2 separate regions of the Homo sapiens genome follow, and region 2 is linked to region 1. Evidence: read pairs that join two places in POLR2A ChIA-PET (ENCODE). Cell type or tissue: Caco-2. All regions are shown on one strand.

What was found. ChIA-PET counts read pairs that join two places held together with the same protein. Peaks named below come from ENCODE experiments on the same cell type or tissue, not always from the same donor. Only the 100,000 strongest peaks of a DNase experiment are listed, where the experiment ranks them.
Region 2: POLR2A ChIA-PET joins it to region 1 with 6 read pairs; 4 of 35 experiments call an interaction of 5 or more read pairs at or near these places.

Annotation. Positions count from the first base shown.
Region 1 is chr14:102,681,821-102,685,820 of GRCh38, forward strand. It overlaps RCOR1 (REST corepressor 1), which reads left to right. Exons shown (of 12, transcript NM_015156.4): 3 at 75-158. Among named protein-coding and RNA genes, the nearest start is that of RCOR1, 91 kb to the left of the region's middle. In Caco-2, no CTCF peak of the experiment used is centred here; a DNase peak (open chromatin) is centred at 2,281; H3K4me3 peaks cover 540 bases.
Region 2 is chr14:102,876,818-102,880,817 of GRCh38, forward strand. The region is part of intron 6 of TRAF3 (TNF receptor associated factor 3); the gene reads left to right. Among named protein-coding and RNA genes, the nearest start is that of AMN, 44 kb to the right of the region's middle. In Caco-2, no CTCF peak of the experiment used is centred here; DNase peaks (open chromatin) are centred at 2,102 and 2,444.

The DNA of each region.
Region 1 (4,000 bases):
AAAAGGTATTGTTACTTATAGCTTATTATATGTGTTAAATTTTAATAAGAATTTTCTTTTTTCTTTCTCCCAAGCCAAACTGGCAAGACGCAGTCAAGAACGGGACAATCTTGGCATGTTGGTCTGGTCACCCAATCAAAATCTGTCAGAAGCAAAGTGTAAGTCTTGGAGCACTTTATTTTCCACCTTTCTTGTTTAATGTAAGGTTTTAAAGGTACCTTTGAAGGTAAAAGCTTCTATATGTATTAAATTTCTTTTCTATTTTAAGATAAATAATTTAAAGAGTTTTAAAGTGTATATTTCTTTTTTTAAAATTTTTTATTTTTTGAGATGGATTCTGGCTCTGTTGCCCAGGCTGGAGTGCAGCAGCACGATCTGGGCTCACTGCAATCTCTGCTTCCTGGGTTCATGTGATTCTCCAGCCCCAGCCTCCTGAATAGCTGGGATTACAGGCACCCATTACCACACCCAGCTAATTTTTGTATTTTTAGTAGAGATGGGGTTTTGCCATGTTGGCCAGGCTGGTCTCAAACTCCTGACTTCAGGTGATCCGCCTGCCATGGCCTCCCAAAATGTTGGGATTACAGGTGTGAGCCACTGCGCCCTGTGATCTGTTCCATTTTTGAACATGTTCTTTCTTACAGAGCACTAAAAATCTGCCTCCCTGTAATTTGTAAAAGCTTTGTTTTCCTGAACTTTGCTAAATAAGTTTGCTTCCATATGTGTCCTTTAAATGTTCAGTCATCGTATCTCCTTTACTGTCTGAGTCCAAGCTAGTTGCTTCAGGTGCCTTTTCAGATGGTTTTTTTGGGGATCTCTTTTCATCTCCTGTTGTCCTTCTAAGTGTGTTCCAGTTGGCCACAATGTCCATCTTAAATTGTACTCAGAACTGAATATGAAGAATACTGAGCATTTTTTGAACCTTTATGCCAGCACAGTACTAAAATGTTTTTCATACTCCTGTATCATTCAGTGTTCACAGTAACCCAGGAGGAAGATTTTTTCTCTGTTTTACAGATGGCATCCCATAGTTCAAAGAGTCAGAGGGTTGTAAAAGTAGCACAGATAGTGAGTGGCGGAACCCCAAGTAGTTCACTCCTGGGTCATAATCTCACTTATTTCTCAGGCTGTGTTCATTTAGCCTGTTAGCCACTATCTTTCTGTTATTACAGTTTAAAGTTGTATTAGTCACTTTTCCTATTGTATTGCTTATTGGAGTCTTTGGAGTCAGAATTTAATTTTAATGTTATCTTATTTTTCATAGACCTAGAAGAAAAGGGCAGAATATGTAAAGTTAATTGATTTTTAAACAGTGGTGTTGCCTATAAAATAAATTTACAGTTTTATTGTAAGCCCTGATTACAATCGTTTTAAGTTTAAAGTTGGTTAAAACTTTAAACTTTAAAAAAACTAACCTGTCCACTGAGGCTCCCAGTGGACAGCGAGCTCGGCTTGTGGCTGAGACACACTTGAGCCAGGCCAGAGGCATAGGAGGACCAAATTTGACAGATATCAATACACGATTCTTACTGAGGCCTTTGAAACGGACCCTTGTCCTGGAATTACTGTCAGAAAAGAACCGGCCAGAAAAACAGACTCCCGAGCCACGAGTCCAGGTTTGGTTTCAGAATTGGAGAGGTGGAGCACGGAAAAGAAGCCAGAGCAGCGCCAGCGTGGAGGCCACCTGGGCGCAGGTCCCCCCGATCCCAGACCCTGGTCAGCCTGGGGTGCTGACCCCTACTGTTCCACCAGCGGGGCTTCCCCGGGGGTCCCAAGCAATGTGGGCAACTTCTCTTGGGAATCGGAGGATGCTTTGGGCCAAGCTCTCCTCTGGGGGCGCGCTGATGTTCCGTGCGCGAATGTGGCCCCCGCTGACCTGGAGATGGCAGCCAGTGCGCTCGGCCACGCTTAGGGAGATGTCCCTTGATCTCCGCCCTCGGGCCCAGTGCTGCTTCCGGGTCCCTCTTGCCACCAGCCCTTCCCACAGCTGGAAGCTGGCAGTGCTGGGCCTCAAGTTCATCCCGGGGCACCCGGCCTGCTCCCCATACACCAGTCCCTAGCTCTGCGGGGGCTGGGGCTGCACCCTCCTGCTGTGGAGCAGCAGCCGAGGTGGGGCTGGCAGCTGGGGGAGGCGCCTGGGTGCGCCGTGACCTGGGAGCAGCCCTCTCCGCCCCAGCCCCCGCAGCTCTGACCGTATCCCGCCTCTCTGCCTCTTTCCTGGCCATAGTCACAGCCACAGCCATCGCAGGACCCGGCTGAGCGCTAGGAACAGGTTCCTTGTCTTCCTCCAGAATCCAACTCGCACGGGAGGCCCCAGCACCCCTGCCCCCAACCCGCTGCGGAGTCTGAACCTCAAGCGGCTGCATAGCAAACCCGTGGAAATGACCTGTCAGTGTCAGGCAGTGGAAGACAGATGAACTAAGCAAGGGCTCATCGGTAGTGTTCACGTTATGAAAATTGAAGAGAAATATCAAGATTTATTTACTTTGTCACGGAAGGGCTTCCAGACATACCTTTCAGGGAAATCGAGTTGTTAGGGTGGAAGGGCCTTGGGGTGCATGAGACCTAGGGGTTTTCCTTAGATGGCATAAAAAAGGATTGACTTTATAGAATACATCTGTCTTTCCATTTATTAACCGAGTAAACACGGAGCACTGAGAGTGAACAAAGTCCACTAGCGAGAAGGCAGGATGAGGACGGCTTTGTAGAAATGCATTATTTTCTATCAGGAAAGAGCAATGATTTCTACTCTGGGAAAAAAACAAAACAAACACTTACCTAAAAGTAATATTTACATATTGTTGAAAGTTCATAGATAAAAGTATAAAGAATAAAAAAAATTCACCTATTATTCCATCACCCAGAGGTGATAATCGTTAAACATTTTGGGGTATTTCTTCCAATTTTTTTTGTATGTATTTATATAAGTGAGATGATAGATTATCTGTGTGTGTGTATGTGTGTATTGTCTTCCTGAGCATCGGACCTAAGCAGTTTCCACGTTGTTAAAACTGCTTATAAAGGTTTTAAATAACTAGGTGTAATACTTTATTACATGGATATGTCAGTATGTTTAACAATTACTCTATTGAAAATTTAGGTGTCTCAGTTTTGGAAGAATATGGAAGTCTTGGTTGTCCAGCATTTATTCTGACATTAAGTAGAAATAAGTGATTTAGGACATATTTCTAGCAGATACTAAAAAACTGTGTATAGGATGTCTGGAGATCCCTGGCTTTTCTTGTGTGTGTGTGTGTGTTTTTTTTTTCCTCTTCTTTTCAAAGTGGCTGTTCAGAGTTCTGCCTCTTAGGGTTACTGAAAGCTTATAAAGTTATGTTGTAATTATAAAAATAAATGCTATTTTAGAAAATTCAAATAGTACATAATGCATAATATATAATTGTTTTCCACAAAATGTGAACTGTTATCAGTCTGCTCATAAGTACATCTGGGACTTTGTTTCATCTCAGTATATCTACAGTTATCTAATTTTTTTTTACTGTAACTAGTATGGATGTATCATAATTTAGCCTTTTTTTAAACAAAATTACCTGTATTACCTATTGATGAATATTTATAATCTTAGTTCTTTTTTTAAACTCTGTTTTTTAAAAAACCTGATCCGTAGAATGACTCTAGTTTAACATTAATGAATTGTACATTTCTTTTTTTTTTTTTTGAGACAGAGGTTTATTCTTATTGCCCAGGCTGGAGTGCAGTTGTGCGATCTTGGCTCACTGCAACCTCCACCTCCTGGGCTCAAGAGAGTCTCCTGCCTCAGCTTCCCAAGTAGCTGGGACTACACACGCAGGCCCCTGCACCTGGCCTTGAATTGTACATTTCAGAATAGCTAGAAGAGGGCTGAGTGCGGTGTCTCACCCCTGTAATCCCAACAGTTTGAGAGGCTGAGGCGAGCTGATCACTTGAGCTCAAGAGTTTGAGACCAGTCTGGGCAACATGGTGAAACCCCATGTCTCTCAAAAAGTCCAAAAGTTAGCTG
Region 2 (4,000 bases), 190 kb after region 1:
GATAATCCATTCCACAGGCCTTCCGCTCAGTTCATAGATAATCCGTTCCACAGGACTTCTGCTCAGTTCGTAGATAATCCGTTCCACAGGCCTTCCCTCAACTCATAGATAATCTGTTCCACAGTCCTTCCGCTCAATTCATAGATAATCCGTTCCACAGGCCTTCCCTCAACTCATAGATAATCCATTCCACAGGCCTTCCACTCAATTCATAGATAATCCGTTCCACAGGCCTTAGGCTCAATTCATAGATAATCCGTTCCACAGACCTTGTGCTCGATTCATAGATAATCTGTTCCACAGGCCTTCCCTCAACTCATAGATAATCCGTTCCACAGGCCTTCCGCTCATCTCGTAGATAATCCGTTCCACAGGCCTTCCGCTCAGCTCATAGATAATCCGTTCCACAGGCCCTCCCCCAACTCATAGATAATCCATTCCACAGGCCTTCCGCTCAGCTCATAGATAATCCATTCCACAGGCCTTCCGCTCAGCTCATAGATAATCTGTTCCACAGGCCTTCTGCTCAGTTTGTAGATAATCCATTCCACAGGCCTTCCGCTCAATTCATAGATAATCCGTTCCACAGGCCTTCCGCTCAGCTCATAGATAATCCATTCCACAGGACTTCTGCTTAGCTCATAGATAATCCATTCCACAGGCCTTCCGCTCAACTCATAGATAATCCGTTCCACAGGCCTTCCGCTCAGCTCATAGATAATCCATTCCACAGGACTTCTGCTCAGCTCATAGATAATCCATTCCACAGGCCTTCCGCTCAGCTCATAATCTGTTCCACAGGCCTTCCGCTCAGCTCATAGATAATCCGTTCCACAGGCCTTCCGCTCAGCTCATAGATAATCTGTTCCACAGGCCTTCTGCTCAGCTCATAGGTAATCCCTTCCACAGGCCCTCCCTCAACTCATAGATAATCCATTCCACAGGCCTTCCGCTCAGCTCATAGATAATCCATTCCACAGGCCTTCCGCTCAGCTCATAGGTAATCCCTTCCGCAGGCCCTCCCTCAACTCATAGATAATCCGTTCCACAGGCCTTCCGCTGAGTTCATAAATAATCCATTCCACAGGCCTTCTGCTCAATTAATATATACTTCTTCCACTGTACAGCTTCTTAAAGACTATTCTAATAGGACTAAAGAGAAAAGATAGGAATAAATAGCACTTTTTATCTGACTTTATTTCAGAATTAAGCTTTGTTTTGCCTATTTTGATTTATGTAGTTAACATTTTCCATTGCCTTGATTGACTATCATTTAGTATGTCAAAAAATGAATAGTTATTCAAAAAAGGTAAAATTTTTATCTTGTCCTAGGGAATTGCCTCAAAATGTTGATAGATTGCCTGGTCTTATTACAGCTCTGTGACATAACCATCACTTACAACAGGCTAATTTGTCCTACAGCATTGAAATGCAGCTGTTTATCTTGGAGAGAGACAGCTTCTCATACTTCGGTTACTTTGGCACAGTTTTGCATTGTGTGTTTCTGTGGGGGTGAGTGTGTGAATGTGGGTGAGTGTGTGGGGGTAAGTGTGTGTGGGGGTGAGTGTGAATGTGGGTGAGTGTGTGGGGGTGTGTGAATGTGGGTGTGTGTGTATGGGTGAGTGGGTGAATTAAAGAGGAAAGCAGAGATGTTGGGGGTGGAGGACACACTTAGAAAACAATGCATTTGTTGAACAAACACCTATTGGGTACCTACTGTGCGCCGGGCAGTATTCCAGGAGCTGGGGACTCAGTGGTGAGGCTCCTCTAGTGGGAAAAAATACTAACAAATGTGTAACATCGGGTAGTGATCAGTTCCATGAATAAAAATCAGGTGGCATCAAGGGAAGAGAGGTGATCAGCACTGGCTTGTCTGAGGCAGCCAAGGGACAGTGGGGGAGCATGTGGACCCTAAGCTGGAACTGGCAGGGCTGTGGGGTTCAGGAGCTGTGTGGAACACAGGTCAGATGTGAGGGCAGTGGGGCAGCCAGAGGGTGAGGGGAAAGGCACTGGGCAGCCCAGAACTGGGAGGGTGAGAGGGGCCCCGGGGCAAGGCCTGGTGTTGCTGGGGTGGGGGAAGGTTGTACTGGGGTGTGCCTGAGGGTGGAGCGGTAGGATTGGCCAGCAGGTGGGGTATGAGGTAAAGGTGACTCCCAGTGCTTGTGGAGAACCTAGGTGTCCTGCCGAGGGGGTGCCCAGTGAGTGGAGGGTGATGGGCTTGGGGGAGAATGGGGAGTGGAGCCATGCAGGCTGCAGATGGGGGTGAGTTTGGTGGCTCGCAGGATCATGGGGCTGGAGCGAGTGGAGAGGAGGACAGAGCTCGTGGGGGCCTGGGCACACCCTCAGAGGCTGCCTAGAGGCTGGGGTGGGCTTGGCCATGAAGTGACTGAAGGGAGGCACCAGGGCAGCTCAGCCAGGGCGTGGGCCATCATCCAGTTCCTGGTAGATATTGTGGAATGGTTTGTTTTGTTTGAGAGAGAGTCTCACTCTGTCATCCAGGCCTGGAATGCGGTGACACAATCTCAGCTCACTGCAGCCTCTTTCTCCCAGGTTCAAGTGATCCTCCCACCTCAGGAACCATAGGTGCATGCTACCATGCCTGGCTAATTTTTGTATTTTTTGTAGAGACAGGGTCTTGCCATGTTGCCCAGTCTGGTCTCAAAACTCCTGGGCTTAAGCCATCTGCCCACCTCAGCCTCCCAAAGTGGTGGGATTATAGGCGTGAGCCATCGCACCCAGCCGTGGAGCTCTAATGACCAAAATTTAGGGAGAGTTTCTTTTGCTTTTTTCTCTATGAAATGAGTTGTAGTCCTCTTAGGTTGGTGCAAAAGTAATTGCGTTTTTTGCCATTAAAAGTAATGGCAAAAACGGCAATTACTTTTGCACCAACTAAATACTTTATAATCTCTGAATTTGCCTTGCTTTCTGTAATTTTCCTGTGTCCATGTCTTTCTTCCATTGTGAAATCTTTTTCTTGTGTGGTACTTCAGATGTTTCCAGTTATTAAGAACTCTTGAGGCTGGGTGTGGTAGCTCACACCTGTGTGCCCAGCACTTTGGGAGGCTGAAACAGGAGGATCACTTGAGCTTTGGAATTGGAGACCAGCATGGGCAACATAGCAAGACTCTGCCTCTACGAAAAATAAAAATTTAGCCGGGTGTGCTGAAGCATACCTGTAGTTCTAGCTACTAGGGAGGCCAAGGTAGGAAGATTACTTGAGCCAGGGAGTTTGAGACTGGTAGTGAGCCATAATTGCACCACTGCACTCAGCCTGGGTGACAGAGTGAGACCCTGTCTCAAAAAAAAGAACTTTTAAGAACTGTGCCCTCCCCTTTGGAAAATAGCAGTAGTGTTTTTTTGGAGTCAAGTAATTCCTCCAGGCTGTGCATAATGGCTCATGCCTATAATCCCAGAACTCTGGAAGGCCAAAGCAGGAGGATTGCTTGAGGCCAGGAGTTCAAAACCAGCCTGGGCAACAAAGTGAGACCCCATCTCTAGAACGAAAATAATAATTTCTCCAGTTGTTAAATTTCAGTGAATGAGACACATGCCTAATTAACAAGACTTCAGGCTTTACATATGTTAATATGTTGCCATCTCATGCCAGTCAGAATGGCGATTATTAAAAAGTCAAAAAACAACAGATGCTGGCAAGGTTGCAGAGAAAAAGGAATGCTTTTACACTGTTGGTGGGAGTGTAAATTAGTTCAACCATTGTGGAAGACAGTGTGACGATTCCTCAAAGATCTAGAGGCAGAAATAACATTTGACCAAGCAGTCCTATTACTGGGTATATACCCAAAGGAATATAAATCATTCTATTATAAGGATACATGCACATGTATGTTCATTGAAGCAGTATTGACAATAGCAAAGACATGGAATCAACCTAAATGCCCATCAGTGATAGACTGGATAAAGAAAATGTGGTACATCTATACCATGGAATACTGTGTATCCATAAAAAGGAAGGAGATTGGCTGGGCGCCGTGGCTTACGC